Regions from separate parts of the Homo sapiens genome. Here region 1 is linked to region 2. The links are chromatin loops, found by intact Hi-C in ENCODE. Cell type or tissue: PC-3. All regions are shown on one strand.

Region 1 (4,000 bases), 64 kb before region 2:
AAATGCGGGTGTTTCCATGAGTTTTATTATTTTTATTTATTTATTTTTTTGAGACAGAGTCTCGCTCCGTCGCCCAGGCTGGAGAGCAGTGGCATGATCTCAGCTCACTGCAAACTCCGCCTCCCGGGTTCAAGTGATTCTCCTGCCTCAGCCTCCCGAGTAGCTGGAATTACAGGCGTGCGGCACCATGCCTGGGTAATTTTTGTTGTTTTTTAATTTTTTTTCAGTAGAGACGGGGTTTCACCATGTTGGCCAGGCTGTCTCAAATTCCTGACCTCAAGTGATCTGCTGGCCTCGGCCTCCCAAAGGCATGAGCCACTGCACCCGGCCTCCATGAGTTTTATAAGCCATCCTAGCAAACTAATAAAACCTGAGAAGGGGTAGTGAAAAGTGATTTACAGACAGTTGATTACCAGTTTAGGTGACAACCTACTATTGGCATCCCAAATGGGGGCAGTATTCTAGGACTGAGCCCTTAACCTATGGGGTCTGCACTAACTCCAGGTAGATAGTGTCAGAATTGAACTGAATTATTCTAGGACACCCAGTTGGTGTGTGATGGGAAAAACCCACACGTTTTGGTGACCAGAAGTGTGTTGAGTGTTGAATGTGAATGTAGAAGGAAAAACTTTTGCCTCAGTTGGTTTTTTCTTTAGAGTTGTTTTGTCTCTGTTAGGTAATCAGCTATTTTTTTCTCTGCTATTAAGAATCCAGTCTTTAGTAATATATCATACCTTATTAATTTTAAACTTTTAATCTATTAGCAAAGAAACATTGCTTAGCTTATTAAAATTATATGTAAAGTAAAAACTAATAGAACTTCTTATCCTTAAAACCTTTTTTTCTATGCAGAGAACCAGAACTTTCTGACAGCTATTTCAACTATCAAAAGACCTTTTGCTCCCTCATTTCCTAGACATTTTCCACAGAGTTTATAATATTGGACGTCAGATTTAGGGAAAAGTGGAGTATTACTGTTTTGTTTGTTTTTGCTTTTTTGAGACAGGGTCTGGGTCTGTCACCCAGGCTGGAGTGCAGTGGCATGATCACGGCTCACTGCAGCCTCGACCTCCCAGGCTCAAGGGATCCTCCTACCTCAGTCTCCCCAGCAGCTGGGACTACAGACGCATGCTACCACGCCTGGCTAATTTTTGTATTTTTTGTAGACACTGTGTTTCGCTATGTTGTCCAGGCTGGTCCCGTACTCCTGGGCTCAGGTGATTTCCGCCTCTCGAGGTGTTAGGATTACAGGCATGAGCCACCTCGCCCAACGAGTATTATTATTATTATTGTTTGTTTGAGACAGAATCTCACTCTGTCACCTAGGCTGGAGTGTAGTGGTGCAATCTCAGCTCACTGCAACCTCTGCCTCCCATGTTCAAGTGATTCTCCTGCCTCAGCCTACTGAGTAGCTGGGACCACAGGCCTGCGCCATTACGTCCGGCTAATTTTTGTATTTTTAGTAAAGACAGGGTTACGCCATGTTGGCCAGGTTGGTCTCAAACTTCTGAGCTCAAAGTGATCCACCCGCCTCGGCTTCCCAAATTGCTGGGATTACAGGTGTGAGACACCGCACCTGGCCTATTTTGTATTTTTAAAAAGCCTTTATTTAATAGGTTTTGCCACTAGTTTTCTTTCTTAATTTAAATCGTATTTTTAAATTTGTGGTAAAATATACATTACATAAAACTTACCATTTTAACCATTGTAACCATTACAAATTCTCATTTTGTACAATTATGAAAACAATTTGGGTACCAGGGGAGAAAATCTTCAGTATTAAATTTCAATTCTTATTCATGTTTTCCAATATTAAAATCATGAGACTGTACATTTTCCTCTGATTTTAATTTATTTCTAATTGCTTTGCTTTTAGCTATTTTGGAAAACTGAATCTCCAGGAAAATACAGCAACAGCCTCTAATGCATAGTTAGGGAAGGCCCAGGGTTCCAGCAACTTTCCAGGGCAACCACCTGACCAGTCCCCGCAGACCTCCCTTTCCAGCCACCTCCAGAGACTCCAAGTGTAGCTTCATTCTCCAAATAGCCACTCTGCTTCTCAGATGAGTAATAAACTATGTGGTTGCGTAAGTCAGAATTGCTCAATAATTTGAGAAGATTCATTCCCAGAAAAGCTCAAAGATACACTATGAAGATACAAATCACATTCTGCATTTACAGAATTCTTGTGTTGACACTTACGTTAGTAAGAGAAGAATTGCTAAAACAATTTTTTTTCTTACCACGTCCCCCGAAAGCTTACTCTGTCTGCTGAGTGAGCTATGACAGCAACACCAACTATTTACTCATTTCTCATTACGTTTACAGTTGGCTGCAACTTCCATTTCATTTGCAGACCTGAGCAGAATGCTGCTTTGTCTATAATTAAAAGAAACATCCCATTGAAAAGGTGAAGTTTTAATTCTATATGCTCCAAAACCTTCCATTTAAATTTTTTATCAAACGTTTGCAGTAAACATTGGTAAAACTTGCTTTAGGAGCAACAGGGTAAGGCCCAAACTCTCATCTCAACAAGAATCCATTTCCATAACAAAACTAATATTTTCAAAGTCATCTGAGTTAATCTAAATTGACAATACATATTTAATTGTGTAACTGTAAAGGAAACATTTTCATGATATGTTTTTAAACTTTGAATTTAAAATTAACTACTAAATGTTGTTTTGGTTGTTATTTTACAGCTCCTTTTAAGACCAGTATTTTTTTTTTTTTTTTTTTGAGATGGAGTCTCGCTCTGTTGCCCAGGCTAGAACGCAGTGGTGCGATCTCAGCTCACCGCAAGCTCTGCCTCCCGGGTTCACGCCATTCTCCTGCCTCAGCCTCCCGAGTAGCTAGGACTACAGGCACCCGCTACCACGCCCAGCTAATTTTTTTTTATATTTTTAGTAGAGAACAGGGTTTCACTGTGTTAGCCAGGATGTTCTTGATCTCCTGACCTTGTGATCCCGCCTCGGCCTCCCAAAGTGCTGAGATTACAGGCGTGAGCCACCATGCCTGACCTTAAGACCAGTATTTTGCTTTATCAGCCGGGCGAGGTGGCTCACGCCTGTAATCCTAGCACTTTGGGAGGCCGAGGTGGGAGGACTGTCTGAGCTCAGGAGTTCGAGACCAGCCTGGGCAACATGGTGAAACCTGTCTCTACTAAAATACAAAAAAAAAAATTAGCCGGGTGTGGTGGTGTGTGCCTATAGTCCCAGCTACTCCAGAGGCTGAGGCAGGAGAACTGCTGAACCCGGGAGGCCGAGGCTGCAGTGAGCCAAGATCATGCCACTGCACTCCAGCCTGGGTGAAAGAGTGAGACTCGTCTCCTAAAAAAAAAAAAAAAACCCTCAGTATTTTGCTTTATCAACCAGAGCTGATAAATAAAAACCGAATGAGTTATCTTTGCCTGCTTGATAAATGGGTTTGATAATGAAAACCATGATGAGATTATGATAAGGTGATTCACCTGCAGAAGTGGAAGCCGGCCAGTAACCAAGAGGCTGCCAAATTTCAGAGAGCAAAGGGAAATCTACACAAATCAGGATGCAGTCTCTGCAGATCGTATTTGATAGTTGGTAACCCCAGGCCAAAAAGAGTTCTTGGGTTTGAGGTTGGAACTCGAAAAATGTCCTAGAGCTAATAGCCTTCAGAAAGACATTGGTGGGAGGAAGAACTAATGTTTGAGGTAAAGATACTTGGAAGGAGAAAAGGACAGAACAAAGTCACAGAGAAAGCCTGGTATTTGAGGCATGCAGATAATGGACTTCTGAGAGAGCAGGGAAGATGTTAGAGAAATAGGGAAATGAAGTAAACAAAGAAGTAGACAGATGAGATGGCACAGCTCTGCGATTATGTACAGTCAAACAAATACTTGGGGAGTAAGCTGTAAAAATTATTTCGGAGAGCCCAGCATGGTGGCACATGCCTGTAGTCCCAGCTACTTGGGAGGCTGAGGCAGGAGGATCACTTGAGCCCAGGTCCAATGAAATGGCTATTT
Region 2 (4,000 bases):
GCTACTTGGGAGGCTGAGGCAGGAGAATCACTTGAAGTGTGGAGGTGAAGGTTGCAGTGAGCCCAGGTGGCCACTGCACTCCAGCCTGGGCAAGAGAGTGAGACTCTGTCTCAAAAACCGAAAGAGAGAAGAAATGTACAGTCTAAGTAGTAATTGTACTATCTGTAAGCTTAATTCTTCTAGGATTGTTATGGAAATTTATATATTTTTTCGACTCCTTTTTTGAGACAGGGTCTCACTCTGTTGTCTAAGCAAAAGAGTTGTACAGTTATACACAATCACGGCTCACTGCAGCCTTGACCTCCTGGGCTCATACAAACCTCCCACCTCCAGCTTCCTGAGTACCTGGGACTACAGGCACGTCCCACCCCAGCTAATTTTTTTTTTTTTTTAAGAGACAGGGGTCTTGATAATGTTGCTCAGGCTGGTCTTGAACTCCTGGACTCAAGTGATATTCCTGCCTCAGCCTCCCAAAGTGCTGGGATTACAGGTGTGAGCCTTTGCGCCCAGCCTTTACTCTTGGTAACAAGTAGATGCTTTACTGAGACTGTTCACATACAACCCTTTGGGAAACAGAGCCCAGTAAATATTGTGCTTATAAATGCTGTACCCCTTGTCGCCTACAGATACACCTGAAGGAAAGAGTGTCATGAGAGGAATTTGAAAAGCATTAATAATCCCCTAGAGATTCAAATTTATAATCCACAACTTTTATAAACAACCAGATAGTTCTATGGATAATACATTTCATTAAATCTTCTCCAGAAACAAATTTTGTATAGTGTTCACTTATTTCCCTGCCATTAAAAGGTCATTCTTCTTCATATTAACAGCAGAGAATGCCATGGAGTTGCAGTGATTGACTGAGGCATATTCTTTAGAACTCCTCATTACATATTTCTGATTTTAATTCGGAGAATCTGCCTTTTCCTAGATTCATAATGCTAGGACACACAAAAGAGAGAGAGTAGAAAAAGAAGAGTGGAGAGAGTCTGATGACTTATTTTTCACATACTTCAGATGTTCACTTTTTTTAATTTTTAAAATTGTGATAAAATGTATGTAACATAAATGTTATCATTTTAACAATTTTTTGGTGTACAATTCAGTGACTTGAAGTATGTTCACTATGTTGTGCAACCATTCCCACCATCCATATCCAGAATTTTTTCATCATCTCAAAAAGAAACTCTGTACCCATTAAGCAATAACTTCCCAGTCCCCACGTACCCACCAGCCGCTGGCAGCCTCTCTTTTACTTTCTGCCTATGAATTTGCCTGTTCATTCTATGTGCCTCTTATAAATGAAATCACACAATGTTTGTTCTTTTGTGTCTGGCGTATTTCACTTAGCATAATGTTTTCTAGGTTCACCCACGTTGTAACGTGTCAGAATTTTATTCCTTTTGAAAGCTGAATATTCCATTCTATGTGTATCTTTCCATCTGTTGATGGACATTCAGATTGTTTCTACCTTTTGGCTACTGTGAATAATACTGCTATGAACACTAGTGCACAAATACCTGAGTCCCTGCTTTCAATTCCCTTGGGTATATTACTTAGAAGTGTAATACTTGTCCACGTAAATTCTAAAAAGAAAGGAAAGATGCATACCCTTAAATATTACAATTTCAGGAGCAACTCAGAGCTGGTTTTACAAGTCCATGTAGGTAGAATGAGGGCTGCTGAAAAAGTATTCCAAGTATTCTAAAATATAGATGCACTTCTACTGCCTCAAGATGTCGGAAAGTTTCATTTTGATGAGAGCTGGTTATTTGGAAAGGTCCCAAAATGAGAGCTTATATCTAAGAAATGAACCCTCCCCAGTATCACCAATAAAAGGTTGTGAAGTTCTTCATTTTCATAGTTTCAATGTTTTCCCTTTAATGGATTGATTAGAGTGCCCTCATGTGTCTGTATTATTATATTATGGAGGTTTTGAAAAAGATATAATACTAGAATCATCCTAGAATTCTTCTTTATTCAGAAAAATAAAATTTTAAAAAAAAAGATATACTAGAATCATAGAACTGGGGAGAAAATTTAAATATCTTTTTGAAAAAACAAACATTGCCTGCATGCAACTCTGCATGCATGCCTATTCTAGGCACAATGAAAAAATAAATTTTTTATGGCTGGGTGTGGTTAGTCACACTTGTAACCTCAGCACTTTGGGAGGCCAAGGCGGTGAATTGCTTGAGGCCAGGAATTTTTTTTTTTTTTTTTTAGACGGAGTCTCACCTAAGCCTCCCGAGTAGCCGGGACTATAAGTGCCCACTACCACGCCCGGCTAATTTTTTGTATTTTTAGTAGAGACAGGGTTTCACTGTGTTAGCCAAGATTGTCTCCATCTCCTGAACTCATGATCTGCCCGCCTCAGCCTCCCAAAATGCTGGGATTATAGGCATGAGCCACCACACCCTGCCGAGCCCAGGAGTTTGAGACAAGTTAGGCAACATGGCAAAACCCCGTTTCTAGAAAACATTAGCCAGGCATGGTGGTGTGGCCTGTGGTCCCAGCCACATGGGAGGCTGAGGTGGGAGGATTGCTTGAGTCCAGGAGGCGGAGGCTGCAGTGAGCTGAGATTGAGATTATGCCAATGCATTCCAGCCTGGGCAGCGGAGCCAGACCCTGTCTCAAAAGTAAGTAAGTAAATAACTATTTTAAAAGAGTAATCTAAATCACACATACAAAAGAGTTTCTAAGATGTACAGCTACAATGTAAAGAATAAAAAACACACTCCTCCTAGTGAGAAAGAGTATATTACCAGTATCTTAGAAGCTGTGGATGCCCTTCATAAATTGCATCACCCAAGCTTACCCTCAGAGGTAACACTAAACTGAATTTAGTGTTTATTTCCCCCTGCTTCTCTTTATAGTTTTACTACTCATGTTTGTTTCCCTAAACAGTATTTTTAGGTGAGGGGTTCCTATTTTCCCCCCAAATTGAATAAACTGCATAAATTGAACCCTATCGTATGTGTTCTGTGACTTGCTTCTTCTACTTTTTTAAAAAAGAAGGCTGGGCACGGTGGCTCACGCCTGTAATCCCAGCACTTTGGGAGGCTGAGGTGAGCGGATCACGAGGTCAGGAGATTGAGACCATCCTGGCCAACATGGTGAAACCCTGTCTCTACTAAAAATACACAAATTAGCTGGGCATGTATCGGGGGAAAATTCAGCGAGATATCGGGCCGAAATTCACCCCCAATATTTCACGTAGGTTCTTTTCTATTTTCCCTAAGTGTCGGCTGGTCTGAGAAATAAAGGGACAGAGTACAAAACAGAGAAATTTTAAAGCTGGGCATCCGGGGGAGACATCACATGTCGGCAGCTTCCGTGATGCCTCCTGAGCCACAAAACCAGCAAGTTTTTATTAGTGATTTTCAAAAGGGGAGGGAGTGTACGAATAGGGTGTGGGTCACAGAGATCACATGCTTCCCAAGGTAATAAGATATCACAAGGCAAATGGAGGCAGGGCGAGATCACAGGACCACAGGACCAGGGCGAAATTAAAATTGCTAATGAAGTTTCAGGCTCGCATTGTCATTGATAACATCGTATCAGGAGACAGGGTTTGAGAGCAGACAACCGGTCTGACCAAAATTTATTAGGTGGGAATTTCCTCCTCCTAATAAGCCTGGGAGCACTACGGGAGACTGGGGCTTATTTCATCCCTACAGCTCGACCATAAAAGACAGCCGCACCCCGAAGCGGCCATTTTAGAGGTCTACCCTCAGGGACACATTCTCTTTCTCAGGATGTTCCTTGCTGAGAAAAAGAATTCAGTGATATTTTTCCATTTGCTTTTGAAAGAAGAGAAATATGGCTGTGTTCCGCCCGGCTCACCGGCGGTCGGAGTTAAAGGTTATCTCTCTTGTTCCCTGAACATTGCTGTTATCCTGTTCTTTTTTCAAGGTGCCCAGATTTCATACTGTTCAAACACACATGCTCTACAAACAATTTGTGCAGTCAACGCAATCATCACAGGGTCCTCAGG

Evidence for each region. Peaks named below come from ENCODE experiments on the same cell type or tissue, not always from the same donor. Only the 100,000 strongest peaks of a DNase experiment are listed, where the experiment ranks them.
Region 1: a loop joins it to region 2, with 2.6 times the contacts of the local background. A loop is called at or near these places in 36 of 110 quality-filtered maps.

Annotation. Positions count from the first base shown.
Region 1 is chr13:21,067,648-21,071,647 of GRCh38, forward strand. LOC105370104 (a long non-coding RNA gene) reads left to right here. Exons shown (of 4, transcript XR_941728.1): 2 at 2,329-2,410. Among named protein-coding and RNA genes, the nearest start is that of LATS2, 8.1 kb to the left of the region's middle. In PC-3, no CTCF peak of the experiment used is centred here; DNase peaks (open chromatin) are centred at 2,144 and 3,504; H3K4me3 peaks cover 771 bases; H3K27ac peaks cover 1,270 bases.
Region 2 is chr13:21,132,113-21,136,112 of GRCh38, forward strand. No RefSeq gene overlaps it. Among named protein-coding and RNA genes, the nearest start is that of SAP18, 6.0 kb to the right of the region's middle. In PC-3, a CTCF peak has its summit at 1,904 (motif pointing left); no DNase peak of the experiment used is centred here.